Linked DNA regions of Mus musculus: region 1 is linked to region 2. Evidence: chromatin contacts called from ENCODE Hi-C or POLR2A ChIA-PET data. All regions are on one chromosome and are shown on one strand. The core of a region is the stretch at or near the end of the contact, and the rest is flanking DNA. Distances in the headings are between cores, read along the strand shown.

Evidence for each region. A loop is a pair of places that touch in the nucleus more often than their neighbours do. ChIA-PET counts read pairs that join two places held with the same protein, here RNA polymerase II (POLR2A).
Region 1: POLR2A ChIA-PET joins it to region 2 with 183 read pairs in Patski. The contact joins the promoter of S100a10 here to the promoter of S100a11 in region 2. A Hi-C loop is called at or near these places in 4 of 37 maps with a recorded cell type or tissue (heart and regulatory T cell). POLR2A ChIA-PET finds 5 or more read pairs at or near these places in 4 of 5 experiments (Patski and embryonic stem cell).

The regions. Positions count from the first base shown.
Region 1 is chr3:93,553,677-93,559,950 of GRCm38, reverse strand. S100a10 (S100 calcium binding protein A10 (calpactin)) reads right to left here and starts at 4,834. Exons shown (of 3, transcript NM_009112.2): 1 at 4,740-4,834.
Region 2 is chr3:93,518,303-93,524,884 of GRCm38, reverse strand. S100a11 (S100 calcium binding protein A11) reads right to left here and starts at 4,389. Exons shown (of 3, transcript NM_016740.3): 1 at 4,332-4,389; 2 at 686-834. The coding sequence starts at 826.

The DNA.
Region 1 (6,274 bases), core at 3,585-6,084, 35 kb before region 2:
GGCTATCGCTGAACTATATATACACCCTGACCCTCTTTCACAGGTCTCACTAACTTGCCTAGACTGGCCTTAACTTGAGATCCTCCTGCCTCTGCCTGTTGAGTAGCTGAGTCTGAGCCATTAGGCCTGGCTTCTAAATACTATCTTTTACAGAGTCAAAGATGTGGCGCTGAACACTAAAAAATTGAAGAGTTATATTTAAGGGCTGTAATTCTACCTCTTTGCCTCAGAAAAATTATAAGAACCCGCTAAGGAATCCCACACCTGAGAACACCGTCAGTGAGGATCTGGCCTGATTCATCTGCATGATGTGGACAGCAGCAAGTTTATACTTCAAGGTGCACAATGGCATGAAATCCAGGGGAGCCCCTCCCCTTTTCCTATCTTATACTCCTTGGATCTGCCCCACCTCCCCAATCCTGGATATGGGTTTCTAATGGCATTGGCTGGCTCACAGAGAGTCTACCTTGCCTGGATTTATTTTAAAGCACAGAGTTTAAGAGAACTGAATTTCAGTCACCTAATGAAGGACATGGGATGCCACCTCAGTCCTTCAATCATTCAGGAAAGGAGCCAGATGCCAATGAAGTTTAAAGTCTGTGCCCACATCAGAGCCACAGAGCTTTCTGACCTCCTCTCAGAGCAAAGACTCCAGATTCCAGACATCCCAACTGTTAGAACCAGGTGGATATCCAGTGTATTTCCTCCCAGGCATCAGGAGAGTATACTGGAGAGTATACTGCAGAGCTAAAGAGGGTTTCCCCCTAAACAGGCCAATTTAGGACTCCTAGGAAATGCAAGCTGTAAGCAGAGGAAATCCTGGCCTCACTTGAATGTCCTCTTCAGGAGGGTGAAGTCAGGCTACCTTGCTGAGAGCTAAGGTCTGAGGTTAGTCCACTTCTTCCTGCCTTACCCAGAAGGCTATGAAGTGACAATGTTCCTCCCTGAAGCTTCACCTCTGCCCCAGGTCCTCCATCCCCAACTCCCCTGTTTTATTCCACACACAGAGCAGCCCACTGACTCCCTGCTAGTTCAAGATACTTGCAATAATAACACAGAGATAGAATCTGGCCAGAAAGTGAAAACAGAGTTGAAATTCACAGCATATGACCTTGATCCCAGAAGGCACTGACCAGGGCTATAAGAAAGGAGTTACTCTGGAGAAAGGTTTACAGTAATGCAAAAAATCCAGGTGTGGTAAGGGCAATCCCAAGAACTACGAACTGAGGACTCAGGAGTGAGATGGGGCTGAGACAGGAGAAATGGAGTTATCAGCCAGGCTGGGTTGTATAGACCCTTCGTCAAGAATCAAAACAACAAACAAACACGTGTAACAGAAATGTGAAAATGCTGTTCTCCTGGATAAACAAATGCATCATATTGTCCTTCTCTGGCAGAGTGGTCCTAACCAATCCCCCATTGCGTGCATTATAGGGGTCACTACGCTCTATAATCAGTTACTAGAATGAAAGCTTTTCAGGAACTTGAATCTGGCATCTCTACTCCACCTAACACCCCCCCAAACTTCACTCCAGATGGGGTGGGCCTTCCCCTTCTGATTGGGTAACACGTTATCATGAGGGCACTGGTCTGAGAGTTGGGGAAACCTACCTGATATATTTAGTCGGATACACCTGTTCACCTGTCTGCCTCGCCTCCAGAACTGTCTTAGTTAAGAACCACATATTATTCTGCTTTAGTTGAGACCACTAGATGACATTTGTTAAATGAATGACTCAAAGTAGAGGAGATACAGATGAAATTGTCTTTAGGCAGTTGACAGCTCAGAGCACAGCAGCTAAAGGATGAGTTCTGGGAAGGGGGGGGGGGGGTGGAGCCCTCAGCAGGGTTCACCTCTGAATGGAATGGCAGAGTATAGAGTACATTCCAGAAACAAAGGGATAAACTAAGTGTCCTGTTAAGCAGGTCTGGTCAGATCCACAGGCTTCTCACTTCTGCAGTTTCTCTTGGTTTCATTCATCACACCAGCCACTGCTTGGCCAGCTCTGCAGGAAAGACCCAGGCCTTACCCACTCACCTTTTACTGAACCGTTTTTATTCTGATGTCCGCCTACACCCTTCACGTTAGCCTGAGCAACCTGTCTTAACTGTCTCTTCCTCTGAAGGAAACAATTCCTGTTTTTGTTTCCTTTACAGCAAACACCTACTTTGCACACATTTCCTATGGTGTTCAATTCCAACAATGTTCTTATTTTCTGTCGGTCTTTAAGAGAGGGGCGTAGGGTGGGAATCCCTCTTCCTAAGCAATCCCAAATGTCTGTTCTGGACCTATGCCCAGGTCTAGGCTACAAATCTCAGAAGCTGGAGGCCTGATTTACTTTGTTCATCTGTATTTTTTCCATATCTTAATTTTCTTGAAGCCACCCAGAATTAATTAGGGTGTCAGTGAACACAAACATCCATTATTTTAAAACGTTTGTAGAGTTTCTGTTCTTTTGTTTAGGAGAATTTGAAGACCAATCCTTTTTTTTTTTTTTTAATTGAATCCAGAGGACATTTTTGAATCTGACCCTTACAGTATATTTGGGGTAGGAATGAAATGAAAACAATGGATTTTAGCTCAGACTTTCTCACCAACTAAAACTTGCATACTACAGACATGGTCTGCTAAAGGAAGCTCCAGATGCAATTCAATAGGAAGAAAGAACTCTAGCTCAACCAAGAGCATCCATTTTTCCATGAGGGGTTGTCATGAGTCAGCAACCCAACCAACAACATCAGCTACATGGACAAGTGAGAATTATTTAGTTGAAGGGTTGAAAGTTGTCTTTAAAAGTCAATCAGTCCCTCCCTGCCTCCCTCCAGGGGTGGTGGTCCTGAAGAGCTAGACCCTCACACTGCCAAGCCTGTTACTCCCTTTGCTTTTGAGGTGTGATTCCTAAGTTGTGAATCCTGAGAGCCCATCTTTCCCCAGCACTGTGAGCATTAATTTATTTCATAATTCTGAAAGAATCCTATTGTTCTCTTAGCTAGGCTTAAATGAATGGAATGTGTCCAAGGCATATCAAATACTTATGTATTTGCTGGGAGGTGGGGAGACATGACTCCATGACACACTCTCTCTCTCTCTCTCTCTCTCTCTCTCTCTCTCTCTCTCTCCTGTCAGTAGAAAGCAGGGAGGTATCCAGCCTCAGCCCCACCCAGCCCAGGGCCTGACCACATTGGGGTGACTGCTCAGAGGCTGGCCAGAGGCCAGGCATAAGAGGACAACGGCCCATTTGATGTTGTATTTAGGAAAAGCCAGGGAACAGCATCACTCAGAAATTAGGGGAACCCAAATAACTGCTCTATGCCAAGCAGACCAAAAACAAACAAACAAACAAACAAACAAACAAACAACACTACTCTTAGACTGTCAGTGACAGTGCATAGGCAATGGGAGGAGGACTAAGGTAAATGAAATTTCAGGGAGTTATATGAACTCCTCCTTCCTGCTCCAACGTCGGGCATTATCGTTTGCAATTTGCTGAAACACACCGAAGGCAAGCTCTCTGACAGAGAGTTTCTACCTAATTTGAAGTATAACATGCAAAAATCCACTCCTGGAAGCTGAAACTGAAGCTTGGGGAATGGGGGGGGCGGGGGGGAGAGAGACAGACTTGGAATGGTTCTGCCAGTCTAATTACTGCCCTTCCAGGCAGCTCAGACAAGAAACCCCTCCTGCAGGTTGGTGGCCAGTTAGTTGTGACTCATTTCCTCTTGGAAAATGCCCTGGAAGATGGCACAGTTCCTCTTTTCCTTCAGGGAGCGATCTGTTCAAACCATCCACAGAGAATCAGCAACCAGCTAGGCCACACCCAAGGTCTCACAGCTGAGTCACAGGCCACAGATCACTAGGAGAATCCAGGAACCCTTTGTGCTAGCCCCACCCTGCAGAATGTGTCTGGCTTTCCTGGGGTGGGGGGTGGGGGTAGGAAAATGAGGGAGGTGGGTCCTGTGGATTTCAGAATGTGGATCCGGGCTCTGCTGGTCTGTCACATTTCTGTTTTGCTTGCCACCCACTCAGCAATTTCTCCAGAGTCCTCCCAGGCAGGGCTAGGAAAGAGGTCAGTCATTCCTGTTGCCAAGCTCAGGCCGTGAAGCAGGTACGTCCCTCTCACTGCACCACATGAAAATTAATCCCAGACTGAAGATTCTTCACCAAGCCTGCTCTCTCGTTCCATCTCTCTCTGGTTCCCTTTATTTAATCCGAGTAGCTAGAGGAACACTTGGTAGAGAGACAGAAAGTCCTACTTTAAAGATCCTTCCGAAGCAACCTGGAATTTGCACTGAGGCTAAGGCAACAAGCAGAGCAGGGTCCTTCAGAAAGGGAATCCTCCAGCTGCCAAGCCTCCAGTCCTCCCTGGCCAAAGCGGCTCAAACAGCCTGAGCTCTGCCTGTAGCCTGAAGCTTCATGGAACTGCCAACTAGGACAGAGCGCAAGCAGGTTCTGCTAAACTCCAGTTAACTCTAAGACTAGTTGCAAAGTAGAAAAGATGAGAATGAAGAACCACATGCCGAAAAGGAGAACAGAACAGCGGCTCCAACGCCAGGATGGGGTAGCTCCAGACAAGACTGGCCTCCGCCCCAGCGAGTCTGGGGGCATCCGAAGCAGTGTGCGAGCTGGAGGGGTGGCCCCACCCAGGCTCGCGGGGCGCGGCTCCTCGCGAAGCCTGGCTGGAGGCCGAAGCAAGCGGGTGTGGGGTTCCCAGAGGGCAGATATTAGGTGCGGGACTCACCTGGGCCCCGAAGCGCAGCAGTCCTTGGAAGAGCTGGGCACACCACGATGAGGCTAGTGCCGAAGACCGCGCGTCTTTGTACGCGAGGCGGGTACAGAGGGCGGAGGCGCCCCGGAGCGGGAGGAGCCTGGAGGGCAGGCATCTGCCCTCCCCACCCATCCCTCCCTTCCTGCCCCCCACCCCGCCCCACCAGCGCTCTCTCTCTCTCTCTCTCTCTCTCTCTCTCTCTCTCTCTCTCTCTCTCTCTCTCTCTCTCTCTCTCCTTCTCTCTCCAAAACACAAGGCAACACACACGCACACACACACCCTTCCCACTCTGCCAACAGACTAACTTTGCCCGTCCCCAGGGACAGCCCTATTGTAAACGTCCCTGCGGAAGAATGCTCTTAGTATTTCAGGGCATTCTCATCCAGGGCCGTGCCCTTCCTCTCAGGTTTGATTTTAGAAAGTGGGTGAGTGTAGAAATAAGAATCCAGCCGTCTCGGGAGGCACAATGGCCAGAACCAGAGCCAAGAGCCTCTGCGAGAACCTGCAGGGTTAGGAATAATTTCCTAGATAAGCAGGAGGAACGCTTCTACACCTAGCTTGCTCTAGGACCTGGTCTTGGGGTCGCCTGTGTTGAGTGCAGAAGCAAGGCCCCTGGGCTTCAGCCTAGCCTTGCCACCACTGAGTGGTGAGGATCAGGGCGTGTCCTAGTGCTTGTCAGCTTCAGGAGCTTCTTTGTTACAGGGTTCACCTTTCCTGGTACAGTTTGTGATTTTGCTTGGTCGATAGTTTCAGCTGTGGCCAATATTACTAAGATCTGTTTCGGAGCCCCCTTCTTGACTCTACTTGGCTCTAAAAAGCTCTTTGGAAGAAACTTCTGGAAGATATTTAGAGACGACTGAAGTGTATCCTAACTGACAACCACACCCTTCCCTGATACTTAACATTATTTGTGGTTTGGGATTAAATGCAGTTATTGGTGACACAGCCCAGTCCCTAGCACTGGGGTTTCCCCTGTTCCCAGGGGAAGTCCTAGAAAGGATGAGAGATTCCAAAGGGATAAACAGAATTAGGGAATTCTCTATGCGCCACCACGTGACAGTCTCGGCAGAGGTCAGGAAAATCCAACTTGGATCAGCTCTGTTTTCTCCAGGGTCTCTGAAACCTCAGTTCTGGCTCTTCAAAAGCAGTTTTTCCTTCCAAATCTTCCCACAGGCCTCCCCAGGTCGTCGCAGCTGTGGAGGAAATCTCAGGGAAAATGTGATCGAATTTAGAATACTCCTACTCACTGGTTTTCTGGGGCATGAGCCTTAGAATGTTTAGTTTGTGCTAGAGCCTGTTGATTCAGAGATGGGGAATCAGTTTCTTCTTTCAAAGAGCGCCGAGGTTTCTGAAGATATTGTAAACAATTCCCTATGGTTGATGAGCAGTACAAGAATGTTGGACAGGGGCTTCTAAGGCCCCATAGTGGGGCAACAGTCTGATTCACAGAGGAAGCAACATTTGATAAGAACTCAACAATTAATCATTGTGATTCTTTAATCTGAAAA
Region 2 (6,582 bases), core at 3,140-5,639:
CCTCTGAGACTTGCTGCTCAGTAAGTTCACCCCTTCTAGTTCTTTCTGAACTCCAGGTGGCTGGTCAACTCAACTGTTCTGGCTCTAGCTGCTCACCCAAATGACTTATTCAACTTAGCTTTTCTGTCAGCCTCCGAATTGCTCCGCTTGGTTTCAAACTAAATCTAGCAATCTTTTCTAATCTTCTGGCTCCTTCTCATTCTCTTGCTCATTCTGTCTTTACCTGTGTCCAGCTTGTTCTCTCTTGCAACGTGTTTCTGTACAACTATCCCAGTTAAACTGTCTCCTCCTCCCTCTCTGCTGCTCCACTCTCCCTCTCAACGCTACTGCACTGCTCTCAATGAACTCTACTGTATTCCTGCACTGTACTCTCTTCTTGTACTGTCTGTCTCTCCTTCAAGTAGCTCCCCTTTCCTCTCTCTTCTCAAGGGATTAAGTGTGTACTAAGGGCTGAGCCACACCCTAACTAGAAACATGTTCAAATGTCCTATAATACACACACACACACAGCCACTCTCTACATTTACATTTAGATCAATTTAGAAAGTCATTAGCCATATTTCAAGTGAGTAAGATGTTTAGTTACAACCATGTGACTGGAGTAAGGCTGTTTCATGCAAGGCCATTCTGCTGGGCTCCTGTTCAGTGCAGTAAGCAGTCAGGGTATGGGGGCTGGGACAGATACCTTTGTGAAGGCAGCCAGCTCTGTGTTCATGAAGGAAAGGAATTCAGTTTTGGAGAGTTGAGTGTTGTTTCCATCCTTCCCGCTGTACTTTTGGAAAACAGCAATCAGGGACTCAATGCATCTCTCAGTCTCTGTAGGCATTTTTGCTTCTGGGGAAAACAAAAATGGAGGGCTCAGGTTAAAAATATTTCGAGAATTACTGTACCTAAAGAGTGTACTTCACCCAGTTTTCTTGGGTTGAATATTAACGTATGCCCTTTTATTCCATTTTCTTGATTTAAATATACATGTATGTTTATATTTAAATTTTTTTCTAGTGTATAGAATTATGCAGTATTTAGTTTTGAGCCATTTACTGTAATATAAATATTGGTCTAATCGCTGTAAACTATTTTTCCTATATTTTTCTTTGCCCCTATTGAATTCTTTTCTTATTTTGAATTATAATCCAAATTTAATCTTCTTTATTGTAATATATTCTCCTTATTTGAGAATTAGGAAGGCTAGAGAATAGAGTGTGCCAGAGGAGCGCAGTGCCTCATCTTTGGCTGAAGCAGTTTCTTGCAGTCTTGTTCATTTATCAGGGGTCAGAGAGGCAAACAGCAAGTGATATTTTGTGAGCTTCCTTTTGATAGCTCCAGTGCATGCAGTAAGGTATTCCACACAGAACTCCGAGTGCTTAGAAACACTAGATGACTCAGACAAGGGAGAACTTTTCTGATATTCTTAGACAGTGTGAGAAAACATATGAATAATCTGTTCATATGACTATAGGAATCTGCACACACATGTTCTGAACTTTGGAGGGAGATTACAGTGAGTGACCTATTCCACAAGAGGCTACTGTGATTGAATGAGATGCCCTAAAGTAATTCTCATGAATTTCTCTGAAGAAAATGAACAGCACATCTGTAATCGTGCACTGGGGGGGGGGGGGGGAGGAGAGAGGACATTTTAGACGTTCGAAAGTATATTCAGCAAGGTGTGGGGGTGCATATACCCTTGGAGGATCAAGAGTTTGGGTTAACCTGGGCTACCTAGTGAAACTATAGATTTATTGTGTGTGTGTAAAGCAGAAAGCTAGACGTCACTAATTTTACTTGTGCAGAACTAAGGCATGAGAGGGCAACTATCAGGGTAGCGTCACCCCTAGGCTCTCGGCTACAAGGTTCCTTTCTACAGAGTTCTGCCTTTGTTTCATCCAAACGCCACTCATTTCCAAAGGAATGGTGGCTGGAATGTCTTAACACAGAGTTAAACCAAAGCTGTGGTTGCACCAGGAAGAGCATCATTCAAGTTCTGTGCCGGACTCTGCTTTTCCCACAGCAGAATTCCTAAAGGAAATTCTACTGAGTTGAGTCATCCTGGTTGAGATCTGTTCCCAGAATCCAGAATTGATCCGTTGTGCTCCCCCTAGTGGGTAGCAGCGCAACTGCAGGGTTTCCTAGACCCTGTCAACCACACCCTGACACTTTCTCGCTTGATGTTAACTATGATTTGTATGTATGTATGTATGTAATTTAGTATTTAGTTTTTGACTGCTCTCTAAGACGGACTTTCTGGATACGAAAGTTGGAAGCTTTCAGGCTGTGCAACAGCACATGCTAAAGATGACAAAAGCTGGCAGCCCCGCAGCCTCTCTTCCTAACACCTATCTTTCTTTTTCTTTCTTTCTTTCTTTCTTTTTTTTTTTTTTTTGTTTTTGTTTTTGTTTTTGTTTTTGTTTTTCGAGACAGGGTTTCTCTGTGTAGCCCTGGCTGTCCTGGAACTCACTCTGTAGACCAGGCTGGCCTCGAACTCAGAAATCCGCCTGCCTCTGCCTCCTGAGTGCTGGGATTAAAGGCGTGCGCCACCATGCCCCGTTCCTAACACCTATCTTAAGCAGCTTATTATCAAAATTGCACTGCTGTGGCTCACTGCACCTAGGAATGCCCAGAGTACCTGAACCTTCTTCTGGAGATAAGTTCTTTCTAAAGAGTCTGAAGGAGAGAAAACTATTGGTAAGTTAGGGGGGGGGGGGGGGGGAAACACCAAACACCACAGCCTAGAAACAAGTGTTTACACAACATGCTCTTCCTATCAGAACTAAAATCTAGCTGCCTTATTAGTGTGTCACATGATAGCAGGAGAGTTGGCACGGAGGACTCGCTAGACTGGGGAGGAGGTTCCAGGCCTATAGATGCTCCTTTCTTCTTTCCCTTAGAACAGAGGGCTCAGATGGGAAGGTTTTGCCCATGTGGAGCAGCGGCTGAAAGAGAGGGCACGGCCCACACCATCGCCCTTTTGCATGATGGGAACAGTGACAGCAAGGAAAACCCCACTGTGAAAGGACGCAGTGAGATCCTTTTAAAACGCAACCTAAACACCCAACGTTCCAGGGAAGCTTCCCCTTGACAGAAATATGTGAAAAAGAGGGAACCACACCAACTATCTCTTTCTCAACCAGCACCAAAGCTCTTCCTTCAAGTGTTCAGGGTCTCATCTATCTCCTTTCACCTCATAACCTGTTGGTGCTGGGCCCTAGGTACCCTGTGTGATGAAAAGGGGAAGAAGGAAACAATAAGTAGGAAGTGATGAAAGACTGACACACCAAAGCAGGGGTCCGCAAGCTTTCTGTTGCTGTTATTTGCAATAAAGGGACAGCTGTGGATATTTTTTAGCTCTTTATGCTCCATAAGATCTTATCACTCTTGCCATAGTCAGGCAGCAAGGGTGAGGATACATAAAGCAAAAGGGTGTGGCGGTGCCTGTAAACTCTATACATTTGATTTTCATGCCATTCTCATGCATTACAAGGGATTCTTTTCCTTTTGAATGTCTTCCAACCATTTAAAAACATAAAAATCTATAATTAGTTTGGGACTAGGGCAAAAACGCACTTGGGCCTCTCTCCAACATTTGCTGATCCTCTTTGAAGAGTCAAAGGAAGGGGTAGATTTTGGAGGGGATGTGAATTACTGGAAACATTTTTTAAAGAAACGAGGGGAACTGAAGTAGCAGGTAGGAGACAGGCAGGTGATGTAGGGAGTGGCTAAAAAGATGGCTGGGAGTGGAGTAAGGGGGAGAGGAAAAGAGCGAGCTGGGAGGGACTGGCCTCCTCCCACATTCCTGTCTGTGGTTCCAATGGCTGCAACAGGCTCCGGTTTCTCATCTGTATGTCTTGGCTGTTTGCCTGCGGTTTCCCCGCAGCTGAGTCCCCCAGAATTCAGGAAGGCTACGTTCTGAACCGCTTTCTTTCTAGTCTTCATGAACGCCTAGCGACGCTGCCCCAAGTTCTCACTGAGTCTGCAGCTCTCTGGCGGCCGCCACTGGTTGGGTTCAGGGGCTCACGGCCCCAGGGAGTCTAGCGGCCGCACCCAGCCCGGGCTCAGGCCAGTTAGGCAGCCGCACCCAGCCTAGAACTTATTTTGCCCGGGAGAACAAAAGACCGCCGTTTCTCCCCACAGGCTGTTATTAGGGTGTAATTTTAGGGCTTCCTCGTGCCCTCCACTCTTCTCTAATTGCCTCCCACAGTTTCATCTTCCCGATCCATTTTCTGCCACGTCCACACGTTAGTCCAAGATACACCCAGCCAAGAGCATGCGTAGCTCTTTGTTGTTTTCATTAAAAAGAAAAAAATCTAAAAAGTTCAAAAACTTATGCTTACCAAGTTGAGGAGCGAGGTCCGGCTGCGACTGTGGCTGACGGTGGCTGGGACAGGAGTGGCGGTCGGGGTCCGGGTCCCGCCCCTCAGCCTGACTCAGGCTGTGCCCGCCCCGGCCCCCGCCCCTCCGCAGGCCTCGGCCTGTCCCCATGTCGGTGCTCTAGACTCAGCTCACTGGTTGTAGTCCCTGTGACTCAACAGGTCTCTGTTCCTCTCTCCCTGGAATCTCAAAGATTTTTGGCTTTAGGGGAAGTCATGCCCCTAGCTCTTTTTCTATGCACGTGTCCATTTGCAGTTCAGGTCAGATAAGCAGAAAGAATGTGAGTCGTGCTCATCAAGTAGGTCCCTAGGAGCTGGGGCTGTCCTGCTACACTGAAGAAATTTAATAAACAGTTGTGATTTTTTAAATTTTTCTGACACGTGGTATTCCTGAGTAGCTAAAGCTGACTTTGATTCTCTATGTAGCACAGGCTAGCCTCAAACTTAGGACCCTCCTACCCCCGCATCCCAAGTGCTGGATTATAGGTGTGCACCATCTGGCCTACCTAAGGGCAGTGATTATTGCCAACAGAATATTGGTGATTATTGTCTAGAGATAATTTTCACCCTGCTTTCAAGTTTTAAAATGACAGTTAAGAAAACTCTTGCAGCTAAACATCTCCCTGTGCAAGTGCGGCATTTTCCTGTCTGTGTTTCAATAAAGTTGGGAATTGTATGACAAACTTCCAGCTTCTAATCCTTGGTCCACAACATCACTGCAGCACTTTTGGCAAGTACTGGCCCCTCTGAGCTTCCATTTTCCCATCTATAAACAAGCCATGCTGCCTTCACCACTTAGTAAAGGCACGTAGAATGTCTATCACATAGAGTGATGCCCTTAAGGAGACACCCCCCGCCCCAAAAAAAAGAACAACTTGCAGAGTAGATGTGAATAGGGCATTGTGTGAATGCTTCCTGGTTTCTGCTCCCCCAATTTCACCAGTCACAGTTCCTGTCTCTTGTTTAGGAACCCTTGAAGTCAGACATGGTGGCCCTTGCCTATAATCTCAGCATGTGCAAGGCTGAAGAGGGAAGACTACTGCAAGTTCAAGGCCAGCCTGTGGCCTACCTAGTGAATTCCAGAACGGCTTGGGTTACAGAGTAGGATTTTGTCTCATAAGAAAATTAGAATCCAAACCAAAACAAACACTCTTGTGTTTCCAACAATAATTCAAAAAATAATTAGATCCACCCTCTTTCCATTTCTGCCGATGATGTGACCATTTTCCCATTTTCCTTATTTGAAAACATTAGCACCATGTTTTTAAAAAAATTACTTTCTTACACGATTTTCTAAAATCATGGCCCTTGGAATTTCAGCTTACTGTGTGCTTGGACCCACCTGTCCTTCTTCCACACCTGCACTGATAGAGTTTACATCCCCACTCCCTTTTTCCATTGATTTTGCAACTGGGCCCTTGCCCTCCAATAAAAACATATTTAATCAATAAAAACACATTTTCCCAATGTGCAATTTTGATTGATTAACTGCTTACTTTAGAACAAAACACACAATAAAAGAAACAAAGTAACTTACTAATACTTTTATACCAAACCAAACTGCTGGGGACAGAAAGATGGCTCAGAGGGTAAGGGTGCATCCTCCAAGCCTGTTAACCTGGATTTGATCCCTGGAACCCAAATAGTAAAAAAAGAGAACCAATTTCTACATGCTGACCTTAAACCTCCACATGTGTGTTATGGTGAGTGCCCCCCTAATAATTAATAGCAAAATAAATATTTTTTAAAACCCAAATTTCTTGGCCTCTTTGTGTCCCTGAATAACCTGTTCAGCCTTAATGAATAAGCTAAAATATCAACTATTCCTTTGATTGCATTTGAGAACCTACTAATTGCCAAGCATTGTTCTGGGATCTGCAAATATAAACACTAGTGTGCTACAGTGCCTGCCTTTGAGAACCTCCATGAACAGATGTCACACAGATGTTACTGGGGCATTGTAGATGGCACTAGGATTAGTTAAGATCTTAAATCTATGTGGGAAGTTTTCTGTATGAGGGATTGCTTTTTCTAGAGGAAGAACTGTAGCTTTCGCCAGATTCTCAAAAAAAAATCTATAATACAAGTTATTAAAGAGCCATAAGTCTAAGTTACTCTATACCCTACTCCTGGGCATGTCCACATCATAATCTCTTTAAAGGGAATATACCTCACTTACAGCCTCTGCTGAAGGGGTAGACTCGGTGACCAAAGT